2 separate regions of the Homo sapiens genome follow, and region 1 is linked to region 2. Evidence: chromatin loops called from intact Hi-C (ENCODE). Cell type or tissue: heart left ventricle. All regions are shown on one strand. Links, peaks and the distances in the headings refer to the core of each region. The heading gives the core; the rest is flanking DNA.

Region 1 (8,446 bases), core at 294-8,293, 110 kb before region 2:
CGTGCCTGGCCAACACCAGGCTATTTCTTAGCTCTGCTCACCTTCTCGCCTGCTTCAACTACCTCTCCCCTCCCACTCACCGACTTTTAGTTTACTCCTACTCATTGTTCAAGATGTTCTCTCACTTTTTCCCTCCTGTTCCTCTTCTCCAGGCTGATATGGGTGATTCTTCATGTATATTTGTGTTGTATAATATTTTGTTATTATTATTTCATTATATGATTGTCACCACCATCAGAAAGAGTTTCTTTATAAATAAAGCATTTGTTTCACTCAACTTAGAGTCCTTATTACCCAGCACAGTACCTGGCACTAAGAGTTCAATTAATACTTATGGAATGAACAGATTGATTAATTTTAAAAGAGTAATTGAATCATGATGGTTGTTAATTTAAAAAGTTGGGTAGTAATTCTTTCTCTGGACACCTGTAATAAGAGAACCAACAAGAAACAGTATAACAAAGTTATTGGGAGTATAATTTCTGTATCCCCTCTACAGTCTAACTCCATAGGGTCAACTCTGTGACCTTGATCTAGTTAAGTGAATCCTTTTGTGTAAATTTCTTCATATGTATAATGTGGATAATGATACTACTTAGCTCAAAAGGTTGTTAAAAGGATCAAAATAGTTAATGCTTGCAATTCCTAGTTAATGCATAGATTAACACCCAACGCATGGTGAATGCTATAAAAATTTTAAAAATAAGTAAAGAAGACAGTTGTGATTCCTGTCTCCACAGAATTTATAGTCTAGGTCAGTGCTGTTTAATAGAAATATAAGGTAAGCCACATATGTAATTAAAAATTTCTAGTGGCTATACTAAAAAGTGACTGAATTATAAATAAGATTGATTTAAATAGTTTATGTAAACTGCTATATCAAAAATATTATTTCTACAGGTAACCTATCTAAAAAGTTATATTCCTTATTTTGTACTAAGTCTTCAAAATTCAATGTATTTTATACTTACAGCACATCTCAATTCAGATGCTTAATTCTCATCTGTATTTAGATCTCATCAACTTACAGTTGAAAAAGTAGACTCACATACCCAAGTTGTTCCAAACATCTTTAAATTTTTACTGTAACTGATTCAGATATCAGTGTTAATTTACAATTTGTAGCAATTGAAATTAAGAATTCAGTTCCTCAGTCATACTAGTTACAGTTTAGTGTCCAAGAGCCACATAGGCCAGCATGGAATTAGAGGAAAGGTGATAAGTAAGCAGACAGTTACAGAGTGTGATTGACACAGAGTACTTTGTTAGGGCAAAGGTTGAGTGCTCTGGGAACACACAGTAAGGGTACTAATGAAGCTTGGTGGAGGGAATTTATTAAGGAATTTTCCTGGAGAAAATGCTATCTTGAGACCTCAAGGATAAGCAGGAGTTGGCCAGGTGATGAGGGAGAAAGCGCATCTGTCAGAAGGAATAGTGTTGGGGATGAGGGGAAGTATAGCATTTTCACAGACCTGAACAAATTTCAGAGTGACTGATGCATAGAGTGTATATGTGTATATAGGAAGTGGAGGATGAGCTATAGGGGGAAGAGGTGGAAAAGGGAGCAGTTGAGAAGTAAGGCTAGAAAAGTTAGCCAGGGAAGAAATCATGAATGAGTTTTTATAAAACATGTTAAAGGAGGTCAGACTATCCTGAAGTTAATGAGAAGCCACTGAAGGATTTAAACATGCAACTGAAGGTTACGTGATCATGATATGTTTACTGAAGATAATTCTGGCTACAGTATGGAAAAAGTTTAGAAGATAATCAATTGTCTAGTGTCTCACACCCATAAGATGGCTACTATCAAAAAAAAAAAAAAAACAGAACAGAACAAGTATTGGTGGGTGAGGATGTGAAGAAACTGAAACCCTTGTGCACTATTGTTAGTAACATAAAATGTTGCAGTCACTGTGAAAAGCAGTATGGCACTTCCTCAAAAAATTAAAAATAGAATTACCACATAGTCCAGCAATTCCACTTCTGGATATATACCCAGGAGAATTGAAAGAAGGATCAAAGAGATATTTGTACACCCATGTTCATAACAACCTTATTTACAATATCTAAAACATGAAAGCTAGCCAAGTATCCATAGATAGATAAATGGGTAAGCAAAATATGATATATACATACAACAGGGTGTCATTCAAGCCTTAAAAGTGAAGGAAATTCTGATACATGCTAACTGAAATAAGCTAATTACAGAAAGACAAATACCACTTGATCCCACTTATATGAGGTACCTAGAATAGTCAAAATCAGAGAGACAGAAAGTAGAATAGTGGTTGCCAGGGATAGGGGAAGAAAAAAGGGGAATTATCGTTTAACTGGTAGAGAGTTTCAGTTTTGCAAGATGAAAAGAGCTCTGGAAATCAATGGTGGTGACGGTTGCAAAACAATGTGAATGTTTTTAATATTAGTGAACTGTACACTTAAAAATGGTTAAGATGGCCGGGCACGGTGGCTCATGCCTATAATCCCAGCACTTTGGGAGGCCAAGGTGGGCAGATCACAAGCGCAGGAGATCGAGACCATCCTGGATAACATGGTGAAACCCTGTCTCTACAAAAATACAGAGAAAGTAGCTGGGCATGGTGGCATGCACCGGTGGTCCCAGCTACTTGGGAAGCTGAGGCAGGAGAATCACTTGAACCCAGGAGGCGGAGGTTGCAGTGAGCCAAGACTGCAACACTGCACTCCAGCCTGGGCGACAGAGAGAGTTTCCACCAAAAAAAAAAAAAAAAAAAGCAAATTTTATGTCATGTGTGTTTTAACAAACCTTTTAAAAACCAAAAGCAATGACTGGGCATTAAGTTAAAAAGGTTATTGCTGAGATGCAGGCAAAAGATAAAGATGGCAGCTGAAATGAGACAAGAGAAGTATTGATGAAGAGAAATAGGTTGAATTAAAAAATACCAGGGTTACAGTTAACAAGAGTCTATTGGTGATTAATTTTAGTCTTGGGTGAGGGAGAGTAAGGAGTTAAGCTATTTCCCAGATTTCTAGTGTGAGCAACTAACGTGGATAGTGATGACATGCATTGAGATAGAGAACGAAGAGGAGACATAGACTTGGTTGGGGTTGGGGGTGGAGGACATAAGAGGTTCACCTTCAAACACATTGATTTTGAGGTATTTGCAGGGAATCCAAGGGGAGTTGTCTTGTTAGGGAACATACTTCATAATTTCTGGACAGATCTTGGAGCCCTTCTCATGTGGGGGATAATTAAAGGTGTAGGACCAAGGGTAGTTCATAGATGTTTATTGTCTGTCTGCCAGCATATTCTCCTTAATTTTTTGGAGTATTTTGCATTTCTTCACCAATAATCTGTGTGATTTGGATGGGGCTCCGCCTAAATTTGTCCCCAAGGATAGAATATGAAACACACCTGGCCACAGTGATTGGGGTGTAAGGTTGGCAGCCTCAACTAGTAAAGTAAATGTCAGTCTAAGGATGTGTGCAGGAGTTGCTGACTTAGAAATAAAAGTCTACTCCACTCAATTCCATTAGACTAGGAACCTATGAAAAATATGAACCAGGAACCAGGTTTTCCTAGGAACCAGGAAAAATATGAAATTAGAGCTGTTGAAGCCATCTTGCCACCATGAGGATGATAGTAACTGGAGGCCATCACATTGAGCCTGAGAAGGAATCTAATATATAAGTTTGAGATGAAGGGTAATTGAGTTCTTTTTATGTCATTTCAAATCTGAATCCAGCCATGCCTGAAGCAAGACCAAAGACTAGGCATTTCAAATATGTGAGCCAATGAAGTGCCTGCTTTTCTTATACCAGTTTGAGTTGTATCCTAATGAATATAGGCAGCCCTAGCTCTGCATAGTAGTGCAGGACCATAAAAAATGACTTTACCACCAGGTGCAGTGGCTCATGCCTGTAATCCCAGCACTTTGGGAGGGTGAGGCAGCGGATCGCTTGACGTCAGGAGTTCGAGACCAGCCTGGCGAAACGCTGTCTCTACTAAAAATACAAAAATTAGCCGGGTGTGGTGGCGCATGCCTGTAGTTCCAGCTACTCAGGACTGAGGTGGGAGTATTGCTTGAAACCAGGAGGTGGAAGTTGCAGTGAGCCGAGACCATGCCACTGCACTCCAGCCTGGGTGAGAGTGAGACTCTGTCTTAAAAATAAATAAATAAATAAAAATGACTTTACAAGCTGAAACTCTGAAAAGTTGGTCCAAGACCTTTAGATTTTTTTGTTAAAATATTAAAGAAGACTCTTATTTTGAGAAACTAAAAACTTATAAAATTAATATTTATTTAGTATACTAAAATTTATTAGATAATTAAGCGTTCAAATGTTGTATTTCTTTGTAAAAGTGTATCAAAAGTAGTTTGGACAAGCATTTTTTCTTAGTGAATTATTACACTCCTTTATAAGTTTGGATCACCTTCCAACATTTTACTTTTTGCCCTTTCAATGCTGTAAAATATCTCTGAGATTTCCTTTAATTTGAAGGGTTTTTGTCTGTTTTTCTGTTGCTTTTTTTATTACACACATATATTTAACAGTACAGTTTTACATAGAATGCTAAGAGCATTTCTTCATATTTTACAAAAAGGCTGGAAACATATGGACTTTGTATTAGTAATTATACAATAGCACATCCAAATCTAATTCCTAAATAGATGATGGATTATAATTTGCTTAGAATTCAAAGGCTTAATGACAATAATCTGGGGAGGAAAAAGAGTAAGTTTATTTTACATAACTGACCAAAAAATAAACACAAGAAATAGTAAATAGAATTTAATGTGGTCTCATGTGCCCTGAAGGAGGTGGTGCCCGATGCGGAGGGGTAATTGCTATGTCCAAGTAATCTACCTGGAACTTCTGCGACGGCAGGGTCATGGAATCATCAGTCCCCTTTCTGCCAGACTTGGTGCTACCAACTTCCTTAACTCGATAGCCAGGTCTTTTAACATCTGTAAAAACGACTGCAAAATTGAAGAGAGTGCCCTTCTTTCTAGCTTCTGGGTAGACTTCTTTTACCAAGCTTGTCAGTTCTTTCAAGGTTGCATCCATCCAAGCGTAGATCTGCAACTCTCTGGACTGTACGTTTCCCCGGGAAAACTCGTCCGTTCGGTGGTGGTGGCCATTATTGGTGGTGAAGATGCGCAGCAGCAGCAGGCATGTTTTCTCACGGTTGATCGGGTTCTCTGGCTCCGTCTTAATCTCCTCCCGGGTAACGCGCGACCCCACCGCCATCTTCCTCCTACGGCCCGCCTGTTTTTCTTTACTGTGGTTACTTCCTCTGGGATATTGTCATCCTTTTTGTCACAACCACTTTACTCTTTTAAGTCTATACATTTGCCTTAATGAAGTTCCTGTGGCTGCCAGCCTAGAGTCTTTTGAATAGCAAGTGTCAACATTCCCAGTCAGCTATTTCTTCCAAAATCCCATTAATGTTCAATTCAAACACTGTGAAGTCATGCCAGTTTCTAAAACACTAAAATCTGCCTTCACTGTCAGGGAAACATTTATCTTCGGTCTCCTTGTAATTACTGATTCCTTTCAATGCAGCACCTGACTTCAGAGTTTGGCCTGCATGATAGTTGTTAAGCTGATTGGGTTTTTGTTTTCACTACACTGTTCAATCCTAAGTAGAAGTAAATGCTCCATTTTTACCCTAAGCAGCTTTCTGTTCTGAGTGCAACTTAAACTAAACAATGTTGAAGCTACATTACCTTGTTTTTGAATGATCTGACTTCTTCAACATCATTTGTTCACTAGCTTCAGGCAGGCCTAGGTCTCATCCTGTCTTCACTTTGCTGTCTCCATTTTCAAATCTCCTCATCACATTCAATTTCACTTCCAGCATTATCGTTTTTAATTTATTTGCTGCACTTTAATTGCTGTTGGTCACTTTTCTCTAATATTCATTTCTTTAATGTCATATGGGTTTAATACTAGGAAAGAAGGAGGCCACCCAACTAAGGCTTTGCTGTCTGTGCATAAACTAAATAACAGATGGGCAGTGACCAATCACTAACAGAATTTGAAACAACTGATGTGATTGGTCACTGACCATGATATATGTCTGTTATTTACATAGAGATTCGTGTACTAAAGAGCTAGCAGTGAAGCTTATACGTTAAGCAGTTACTCACAATTAATACACTGCGTAACTGAAATTTAAACCATGTGGGGTCTAGTGTCATTTAACTGAACAGTAATAAATGAAATTTGTGCATATGAAAATTGTTCAAAGCATTAACTGCCTTACTAACTAATGCAGAGATTGTGTAAGAAGAAAACAGAAGAAAGCCTAGGAGAGAATCCTGAGGAAAACCAAAGATTTAAGGGATGAGCAAAAGAGAAATCTGCACAGTAACTCATAAAGAGTGGTCGAAGAGGTAAAGAGAAAACAAGAGCATATGGTGTCATACAAGGTAAGAGAAGACATATTGCAATTGCATTTCCCACTCATTTTTTAAAAATGAGCTCTAATTAACATTCCATAAGATTCACCATTTTGAAGTATACAATTCAGTGGTTTTTGGTGTACTTATAGAGTTGAGCAACCATTACCATTATCTAATTCCAGAATATTTTCATCACCCTGGAAAGAAACCCATTACCCACTAGCTGTTTACTCTCCATTCTTCCCTCCTTCCAGTCCCGGGAAATCACTAAACTGCATTCTGTCTCTATGACTGTAACTACTCTAGATACCTCATATACGTAGAATAATACAGTATTTGTCCTTTTGTGATTGGCTTATTTCACTTAGCATAGTGTCTCAAGTGATTGTTTTTGTTGTAGCATTTATTATTTTTATAGCTGAATAATATTCTATTGTATGGATATACCAAATTTGTTATCCATTTATCAGATGATAGATACTTGGCTTGTTTCTACTTTTGAACTATTACAAATAATGTTGCTATGAACATTTGTGTACAAGTTTTTACGATAATATATTTTCTAGTTTCTTAGGGATATTTCTTCCCTATTCTTAGGGATATACCTAGGAGTAAAATTGCTCAGTCATATGTTAACTCCCACGTTTTGAGAAACCATGTGAATGTTTCTACAATGGCCATACCAGTTTACATTTCCATGGGAAATTTGTGAAGATTCTTTTTCAAAAACCTTACATATATATAATTTTACTCATTTTATTCTTCTAGTTTCTCATTTTATTTAACCGTGCACATTTCTTCCTTGCATCTTTGACTTCCTTATTTCACATTTTTAAAGTTATCTCCTAACTATCTATACAATAAGTTTTCTTCACATTGCAAATCATTTGTGGCTTTCCTATCCCACACTGTATAGAATTTATTCAAACTATGAAAAGTACTAGGTCTTTCATATTTCAAGCCATTTGTCCAGGCTGTTTATAACCACCAAAAAAAAAATCAAAAGTTAGATATGGATAAGAACAGTGACTTTATTTAGCTTCCCTTTCTCTTCAATTAAATTAATTTAATCTAATTTAATAATCTTGGGAGGAAAACTCTGCAAAATATATTAGTCATAGATGGTGCAAAGTGAAGTAAATTGCTTTTTATTTTGGAAGAATCTCAGTTTGCCCCATTTCATTTGATCCCCCGTATTTTCACTGAGATATCAGGACCCTAAATTTTCCTTGGATTTACTCCTCACTCTCTGTCAATCATGCACCTTTTTGATGCAATTAGGGTGTCTGCCACCTCCTATATTACAAGGAGTGAAATAGTTGGTATACCTGAAATAGAATATCTCAAAGCAAGCTACTTCTTGTGCTCTTTACTTATTGGGATTTTTCAAAAAGTTTTTAGTTTGGCATTATGGCTCAAGCCTGTAATCCCAGCTACTCAGGGCAGGAGGATTGCTTGAGGCCAGGAGTTCGAGATAGCCTGGGCAACATAGTGAGACCCTTTTCCTCTTATAAAAAAAATTGCCAGAACAAACGCTGAATGTCACGTGTCAGGATTGTGTTGATTTACTCAACTAAAAGATATCATGTGGAATAGCATCTGCATTGAAAAATCACTACTTGATTGTGAGGCCGGGGTGTGCAGATCACTTGAGGTCAGGAGTTCAAAACCAGCCTGGCCAACATAGTGAAACCCCATCTCTACTAAAAATTTAAAAAAAAAAAAATAGCTGGGCATGGTGTTGGGTGCCTGTAATCCCAGCTACTCTGGAGAATCTCTTGAGCCCGGAAGGTGGAGGTTGCAGTGGGCCAAGAATAAGTGTACAGTAATTCTACTGACATTCTTAAAGATTCTCATCTGCACAAGGCAAGGAAAGGGGTTCTATAATGGAGATGTGACAGGGATCACTACCTATGTTTGTTAGCATATGAATTCAGTTGCTGGAGAGAGATTCACAATGATACAGCATAAACAAAATAAAAATTTCTTTCTCATTCAAATGAAAGTCCTTGTGTAAGCAGACTAGAGCTAGTATGGTTATGCTATCAATGACCCAATTC
Region 2 (8,446 bases), core at 370-8,369:
CAATCAGGGAAATGCAAATTAAAACCACAGTGAGATATCGCCTCACACTTGTTAGAATGGCTGTTATCAGAAAGATAAAAGATAAGTATTGGTGGGGTGTGGAGAAAAAGGAACTCTAGCCCACTGTTAGTGACAGTGTAAATTAGTATAGCTGTGATGGAAAAGAGAATGGAGGTTCCTCAAACAGTTTAAAGTAGAACTACCATATGATCCAGCAATTCCACGACTGGGAATATATCCAAAGGAAATCAGTATATTGAAGAGAACTGTATTTTAGTGATTATTGCAGCATTGTTCCCAATAGCCAAGATAAGGGATCAATCTGAGTATCTATCAATGGACAAGTGATAAAGAAAATATGGTGTGTATACACAATGGGATACCATTCAGCCTTTGAAGAGAAGGAAATCCTGTCATTTGCCACAACGTGGTTGAACCTGGAGGACATTAGCTGAGTGTAATAAGCCAGCCACCAAAAGAAAAATACCACATGATCTTTCCTATATGTGGAATTTTAAAAGTTGAACTCAAGGAAGTAGAATAGAATGGTAGTGACCAGGGGTATGCGATAGGCTGAGGGATCAAGGAGATGTTGGTCACGGGATACAGGATTTCAGTTAGATAGGAGGAAGAAGTTCAAGAGGTCTATTGTATACCATGGTGAGTATAGTTAATTATAAAGTATACTTGAAAATTGTTAAGAGTAGATTTTCTGTTCATACCACAAAATGATAAGTATGTGAGATAATGCATATGTAAATTGGCTCAATTTAGCCATTTCACAATGTATATATATTTCAAAACAACATGATGTACATGATAAATATACAGTTTATTTTTAATTAAAAATTTTAAACTCTCTAATTGGTCTTCAACATATAGTACACAAGTCTTTTCACGACTCTTTATAATGGAACATATGTTCTTGGAATGCTAAAAATTATTTTTTTTGGAGGCCCTGCAAATAACTAAAAATTTATCTTAAAAGCCACACCTAATTACTTACATATGATCCAGAAAGGATACTTTGAAAAAGCTTTTTAATTGATAAAATCATTAAGGTAAAACATATTCATAAAAGTGTTCTCTAATAATTTTATAATTTTCTAGTTCATGAAGGATTAAATATACAACTATCATTTGAATTGGATTTTTTATGAGGTTAATTGTATTTAAATGCTAATTATTTTAACTAATTTTGTGGTTGACTTCTATGTAGAGTAGGGAAAAAGAATTTCCTAAAGCCAGTTACGTATATCTCTTTTTAGTCTGGATTTTTAATTAGGAAAAGTGATATAGTTAAATAGGTCTACTCTATAGCATCTTCTAAAATGAGTAAAAATTCATTATATCAGGATAAAAAATGATAAAGATATATGGATGACACATTTGGCTGAATTTTTCTTCTTCGCTGTTCTCTTGCTCTCTATTTAAATAGTCTTAGCTCTTTTATCATTTAAATTCTGAAGTATTGAGGTGATTATTCCGGCAGCAGGTGATTCTGCTAATTACTGTTCAGTCAGTTTTAGCTATTAGAAACAGAGATATGTTTACATTGCTGGGCTGCATGTAAATTTAGAAGTTACATGGCTTTGTTTTTACTTTGACTTACGGCATTAAAATTATTTTCATCTGTGTATGTAAAGATCTGCATCTATAAGCTTTTGTGGATAATAAGGTGAAATTGATGCATTTTAATATAAATTGCCAATATAAAATATCTCTAACTCAGACCTCTACTGGAAAGTTGTCAAATCTTATGTAGGAAAGGCTTTTACCATCACTGTTACACATTAACTGGGCATAGTTTAATATTAATAGCTCCTGAGACTTGTGGTTAACTGAGGTTTCTATTTCCTGTGTTTGGGTTTTATCTTTGCAACAACTTGGTTGCTTTTCTGTGTAAAATAGTGGTGAATATACACAAGAGTATGACAAGGTTCTGGGCTCTTAACTTTGATGAACACCATGCCATTTCCATCATGCTGCACTCAAAACAGCACAGATGTGAGTCTGGGAGTGGCGTCCCTGCCGCTCTCATGAGCCTTTGTTTGGAGAACACCCTGATTAACCCCCACCCTTCACGGTTCATTGACTCACTGATAGATCAAGTTTAAACTAGTATATATTAGCACATTTGTTACCAACAGAGGAACAGTTGGCCATTCTGTTTTACATTGCTGGTTCATTGCAAACTGGCGTGCTAAAAAGGTCTGTACTCTAGAGTATGAATTGGGAAGTTACCAAAGGACTGAGAACCAAGTCAGTTGCATATTAATGTTGAATTATACCTATATTTTAATCTTGGATTGTCTACTTGGGGGATGCTTACACTGTTGTCAAGTTATGAATAAGTGATAATTACCACTTTGAAATTCATCTTTTTTTTTCAAGGAGTTTAGGGGATTTAGGTGTCTCAATATAGCTTTCATATTAAACAGTTTGTCATAATTGGATGAGAGCAGAGCAAGGTCATGACTACCTGATGCCTTGTGTTGGAGCATTTTAAAAATGTTTTCCAGAGAGTTATTTGTACCTAATGACTTTACATAAGTCCTTACATTATACTTTATTTCTAGGTCACCTAAAAATGTTAATTGTTTAGTCAAGAGGGTTAGGATGTGTGTCTGTTTTCTCATGAAAAAAATTAAGCTGTTCCCTTTTTATCAATTTTCTTGCAATCTAAAGGCTTTTTTTTCTTACCTTCCTAACCTAGTGACTAAGGTCATCTTATTGTTACAGTTCCTTTCATGGGAGATAGGTTTACTGCATCATTTGGCAGTTTCATAGGGTGAATTTTGTCTTGGCTTCATCTTTCCTTACTGGTTGTCATCCCCTGGGCCACCTGCTTTTTTGCATTTTCCTTTCTCTTGTGAGATGATGAAGCTCTGTGCCCCGATGGGGATGAGAGACAGCACTCTGAGTTCAAGTCTAGGATAAGGCAATGGGCTTGCTTTTCAAAACAAACTAGTGTCATACGGGCTGCTGCTTTCAGGTCCACTGTCTGATTTTATCACTGATGACTTGTTTCTGGAAGGCAAACTGATTTAAGTTCTGAGCAAAAGGGTCGGTGTTTATTTTCAATGCTACTATTAATTTAGAGTTTTAATTTAGAAAAGATTTTTTACCAGTTCTCAAATATGATTTTTCTATTGACTTTAAGTTTGTAGATATAAGGAGTAGACATGAGATAGAGACTGAATTGCTTTTTTGTTTTTAAAACTTGGCAGTAATAAGGGGTTGCTTGTTTTTTCATGCTAAATATTTTTTCTAAGGGATCTAGATACCTATCAGAAAACTTAACTTTGATAACTCTGGTTCTTTATTAAGTATTTTTGTCTTATTTTAGGAATTAATAGAAATAGTTGTAATTTTAGACTTCCTTTATAAAATACCAATTTAAAGAGAAGCTTTTTGCTTAAATGATTGTTTTGCAGTGTTGTGCTTTTGTTTTCTTTAATGCAGTTGAAATCGCAGCTTTATAACTTATTTTTTAATTTGGGGTTTTTAAAAGAATATTAGTTATTTATTTATATTTATTGGGCACCTACTGTGTGCCAGACACTATTCTAGGAACTAGTAAACATAGCAGAGAGCAGAATCATGAAGTTCTTGACCTCAAGGAGCTTAAATCCTAGTGGTAGAGGGGGAATTCAAAAAAATCAAATAAATGTATTTCTATTATGTCAAGTGATGGTATGTACTACCAGGCAATCAGATGAAAATATTTCCTCTTCTATACACAGTGGGCAAGGAAGGCTTCATTGACTGTGGAGTTTTAGAAGAAAGCTGAAAGTAATGGGGAAAGAGAGCCATATCGATATATGAAGGAAAACATGGTCCAAGCAGAGGAAACGAAAAGTGCAAAGAATTGAGCAAGAAAGTCATGTTCAAGTGGAGTCAGCAGGGGAAAGAGTAGGTCACAAATGCGGCTGAGGGTGGGTCATGAAGGGCCTTACAAGCTTTGTATGAGTTTTTACTTTTATTCTGAAAAAAACAAAAACAAAAACAAAAAAAACCGGGGAGCTATTTGGGGATTTTAATAGAAAAGTAACATAATTTCCTTTTAAAATGGATATGTGGCCACTAAGTGGAGAGAGTGGTGTATATATGAGTGGATGGAATAATTGATACAGGCAAGCAGGAGACAGGTTAAATGAAAAATGGATTAATCCAGGCAAAAGATGGTGACTTAAATTAAGCTGGGAGTGGGAGAGATGGTGAGACATGCTTAGACTTTGGATTCATTTTTCCAGATAGAACTGGCTGACAGAGACATGTCATTTACCAACATAGACATGGCAGATTTTTTTTTTCTTTTCTGAGACAAGGTCTTGCTCTGTTGTCCAGGCTGGAGTGCAATGGTGTGACCATAGCTCATGGAAGCCTCAGACTCTTGATATCAAGTGATCCTCCCACCTCAACCTCCCTAGTAGTTGAGATTACAGGCATATGCCACTGTATCCAGCCAACTTTTTTTTTTTCTGTAGAGACAATATCTCTCTGTGTTGCCTAGGGTAGCCTTTAACTCCTGGCCTCAAGCATTCCTCCTACCTCAGCCTCTCAAAGTGCTGGGATTATAGGAGTGAGCCACCATGCCTGGCCAATATGGCGGTTATTAAGAGGATAAGTCAAAGATTACATGAATATTCTGTTATGAAAAGTGTCAAACATATAGAAAATATAAACAGTATTCCAGTGGGCACCCATATTTTTATCACCTTGATTCTACAGATCTTAACATTTTTCTGTATCTGCTTCAAACATTTTATTCTGCCAATGTGTTCTAAAGTAAATTGTTGATATTGTGATAGTTCTCTCCAAAATGCTGCAGTGTGTAGCTCTAAAAATAGATATTTTTCAGATAACCAAATATCATTAACCTGCCAAATCAATGAATGATAATTGCTTATTAACATTTAATACTTGGTCCATAGTCAAATTCTCCATATTTTCCATAATGTCTTTTATAGTTAACTTTTACCAACTAGTGTCTGATCAAGAATCATTCATTTAACTAATTACATTTAAACTGTAACATTACAACATGTTTTTTCGTATGTTTTATTCTCTCTGACATTGACTTATGGAAGAGACTAGATTATTTGTCCTGTAGACATTTTATCATACATAAGAGTTACTAGGAGAGCTCTGATTACTAGTCCCCACTCTCAGAAATTTTGATTCAGTTGCTCTTTCCAGTGAGCTGCTGGTGATGCTGGACTTTCATTCTGAAGACCATACTTTGAGCACTACTGCTGTACCACTATCCGATGGCTTCTTTGTGATATCGTTTAACTTGTTGTTCTGTTGCCTGTATTTCCTCTAAACTGAATTTTCAATCTAAAGGCTTACTGAGATTCATGTTTGATACTTTGGGCAAGAATACTTCATAAGTTCTAGTGCTTAATGTTAGGTAGCACTTAATTCTGACTATTTCACTATTCATGAGGCTAAGCTAAGGAGGTGACAGCCTGATCCTTCTATTGTAATGTTTCATGTGAAACTACTAGATAATTTGTTGAGTTGGGGGGTGGGTAGGGAAGAGATATCTAGTTTTCAATAAATATTTCACCTAATGGTTTTAACACACATTGATCATCCTTGCCTGAACTAATTATTTAATTAGGGATGGCAACATGGAGACTTTCTAATTCAATCTTTTTTTTTTTTTCTAAATGAATGGCCTTGTTTTTATTTTTAAATGGATGTTACTTCGCAACTGGGGTTATTTGATTACCCAGAAATATAGCGCATATTAAAAAGGTAGGATAAATGCTTAGTTAACTAATTAAGCAATTTTTAATTACCAGTTTTCACAGTAAGGCACTAAAGTTTCTGACTTGAGCAAAGATAAAGTGGAAAGATAAAGTGGTCGTTTAGTGAGATGGGCAAGACTGTGGATAGGTAGACTAGGTTTGGTGGGAAAGTCAGAATATCAGTTTTGAATATGTTAAGTTTGAGATGTCTATTAGAAACATATGTTGACGAGGCCAGGTGCAATGGCTCATGCCTGTAATCTCAGTACTTTAGGAGGCTGAGGTGGGCGGATCACCTGAAGTCAGGAGTTCAAGACGAGCCTGGCCAACATGTGAAACCCTGTGTTTACTAAAAATACAAAAATTAGCTGGGCTTGGTGGCATGCACCTGTAATCCCAGTAATCCCAGCTACTTGGGAGGCTGAGGCGGGAGAATCACTTGAACCCAGGGGGCGGAGGTTGGAGTGAGCCAAGATCCCGCCAGCCACTGCACTTCAGCCTGGGTGACAGAGCGAGACTCCATCTCAAAAAAAAAAAACATATATATATATATATATATGTTGACAATATTTCAGTTGAATAAAATAAAATATTCTAGCTATTTTAGGTAGAAAGGCATTTTATACCGATACTACTACTAAAGGGTAAGAAGATATGACTGTAGTACATTAAATATGCTGATGGCCTACAACTGTTGCTGTGTTGCTTTTTCCTCTTCACCACACATATGCAGCCTCATGAAACATTTTCCATGACCAGCACACTGAAGGAAATAAAAGGAACCTAGTTTAGAGATGGTTCTGCATGATACAACAAAAATGAGCTGCTAAAGCATTACAATCCCACTCAAGAGTATTCCCCCATCAAATAGTGGGGCTGGTATTTTAATCAGTTGATACTAATTGTCAAGGTGTGATGGCCAAGGGATTGATGTTTATCAGTGTATGGACAGTGGTTCAGAGTTTGGTGAATTAGTCGAGTTGAAAGAGAAAGATTGGTGACAAAGATGTATGAGGTGGAAAGTATACTTTCACAGAATAAGAACAGAAAATGAGATTTATGTTTTTTTGTAAACGTTCAACAAAGAAAATTCATTCAGAGGAGGAAATAGGTAGGCAAGATGCCCTATTCTACAGATGTTAGTCAGCATCACTGCAAAGCAACCTCAGGGCTTATGCAGTGGACACTTAAAATAGCACTGGTGCAGGGATGGGAGAAATAAATGGATTTAATAAGCACTGCTGCTTACCAAGGTTGATTGAATTGCCACTATTGCCAAGTGTTCTACCTGCAAACAGATCAACCTTGAGCCCTGGATATGGCACCATGTCCCAGAGCAACCAGCCAGCCACCTGGTGGCAGGTTGATTGCATTGGATTTGCTCCATTATGGAAGGTCAGTGGTTTGTCACTGCTGCGATGAATGCTTACTGTACGTTTGGATTTGCATTCCCTGCCCACCATGTTTCTGTCAGCAATAACATGGCCTTATTAAAGCCTTATTCAATAATATGACATCCTATATAATATTGCTTTTGATCAGGAGACTCATTCACATCAAAATAAGTGAGGCAATTGGCTGTCAACTACAGGATTCACTGGTCTTACCATGTTCCTGTTGTAGCATATTGTATTCTACCTGGAAGATGAAACCTTGTGACATTAAAGTAGTTTTTAGTTCCATAAACATAATACAGGGGTCTATGAATCAAGAAGTGGAGGTAGAAGTGTTGTCTTTTACTTCACATCTAATCACATGTTCAAAATATTTTTTCATCTTGCCTCTGCAACTTTGAACTTTGCTGACACACTGAGGTTTTAGTGTGAGGAAACAATACTTTCACATGGGAACATGATAGTCGTTCAATTGAACTGGACATTTAGAATAACCTGGCCACATTACTGAACTGTATAACTGAAACAACAAATGAAAAAAATGAAGATGCTACGCTGGCAAAGATGATTAATTTTGATTATTGGGAGAAATAGTATTGCTACTGTTAGGAGGAAGACTATATGTCTAGAAACTAGGAGGAAACCTGGGTTGCCTCCTTGTAGCAGGGTAAAATGAGTGAGTACCTTGTCTAAGAAAGGGAACATGACCAAACTGAACCCAGAAGACATAGGAAATCTAAACAGATCAATTAACACCAAAGAAACGGGCATTTTTTGGTACTTCTAAAAAAGTACCAGACTGATATTTTCACAGAGATGTTCGTTATACCCTTAAGGAACAGGAACAGAAAACTTCTATACTATTTAAACTATTTTAGAGGATAGAAAAGGAAAGAAAACTCCAGATTTTATTTATAGAACTTGCATGAAATTGATACCAAATTCTGACAATGCAAGTTCAAAAAGGAAAACTAGAGATCAGTGTTACTTATGTCAAACAGCTCTTAATAGAATAGATGGATATGGTTATCAACATGATAAATATGTTTATCACATTTTAAAGCCTACATGGAGAAACATTTGAGGTTTTCTTATTCTAGAACTGACAGGAATGTCCTTTATTATGAGCACTATTAGTCAAATTTTTCTGGTGGAACTAATGTAAGTAGACTGCTGAAGAAAATGAATGGTATGAACATTGGAAAGGGGAAATTAAATGATTATTATTTACAGATAAAATAATTGTTAAGCTGGAAAATCCAAGTGAATAAAGGGAAGGCCTACAATTAAGCA

Evidence for each region. Hi-C counts contacts between places; a loop is a spot of excess contacts. Peaks named below come from ENCODE experiments on the same cell type or tissue, not always from the same donor. Only the 100,000 strongest peaks of a DNase experiment are listed, where the experiment ranks them.
Region 1: it touches region 2 in a loop (2.4-fold over the local background); 6 of 110 quality-filtered maps call a loop at or near these places.

What each region holds. Positions count from the first base shown.
Region 1 is chr2:181,691,225-181,699,670 of GRCh38, reverse strand. It overlaps the pseudogene SAP18P2. Among named protein-coding and RNA genes, the nearest start is that of NEUROD1, 15 kb to the right of the region's middle. In heart left ventricle, for the core only: no CTCF peak of the experiment used is centred there; no DNase peak of the experiment used is centred there; H3K27me3 peaks cover 203 bases.
Region 2 is chr2:181,580,389-181,588,834 of GRCh38, reverse strand. All of the region lies in intron 2 of CERKL (CERK like autophagy regulator), which reads left to right. Among named protein-coding and RNA genes, the nearest start is that of CERKL, 72 kb to the left of the region's middle. In heart left ventricle, for the core only: no CTCF peak of the experiment used is centred there; no DNase peak of the experiment used is centred there; H3K27me3 peaks cover 2,315 bases.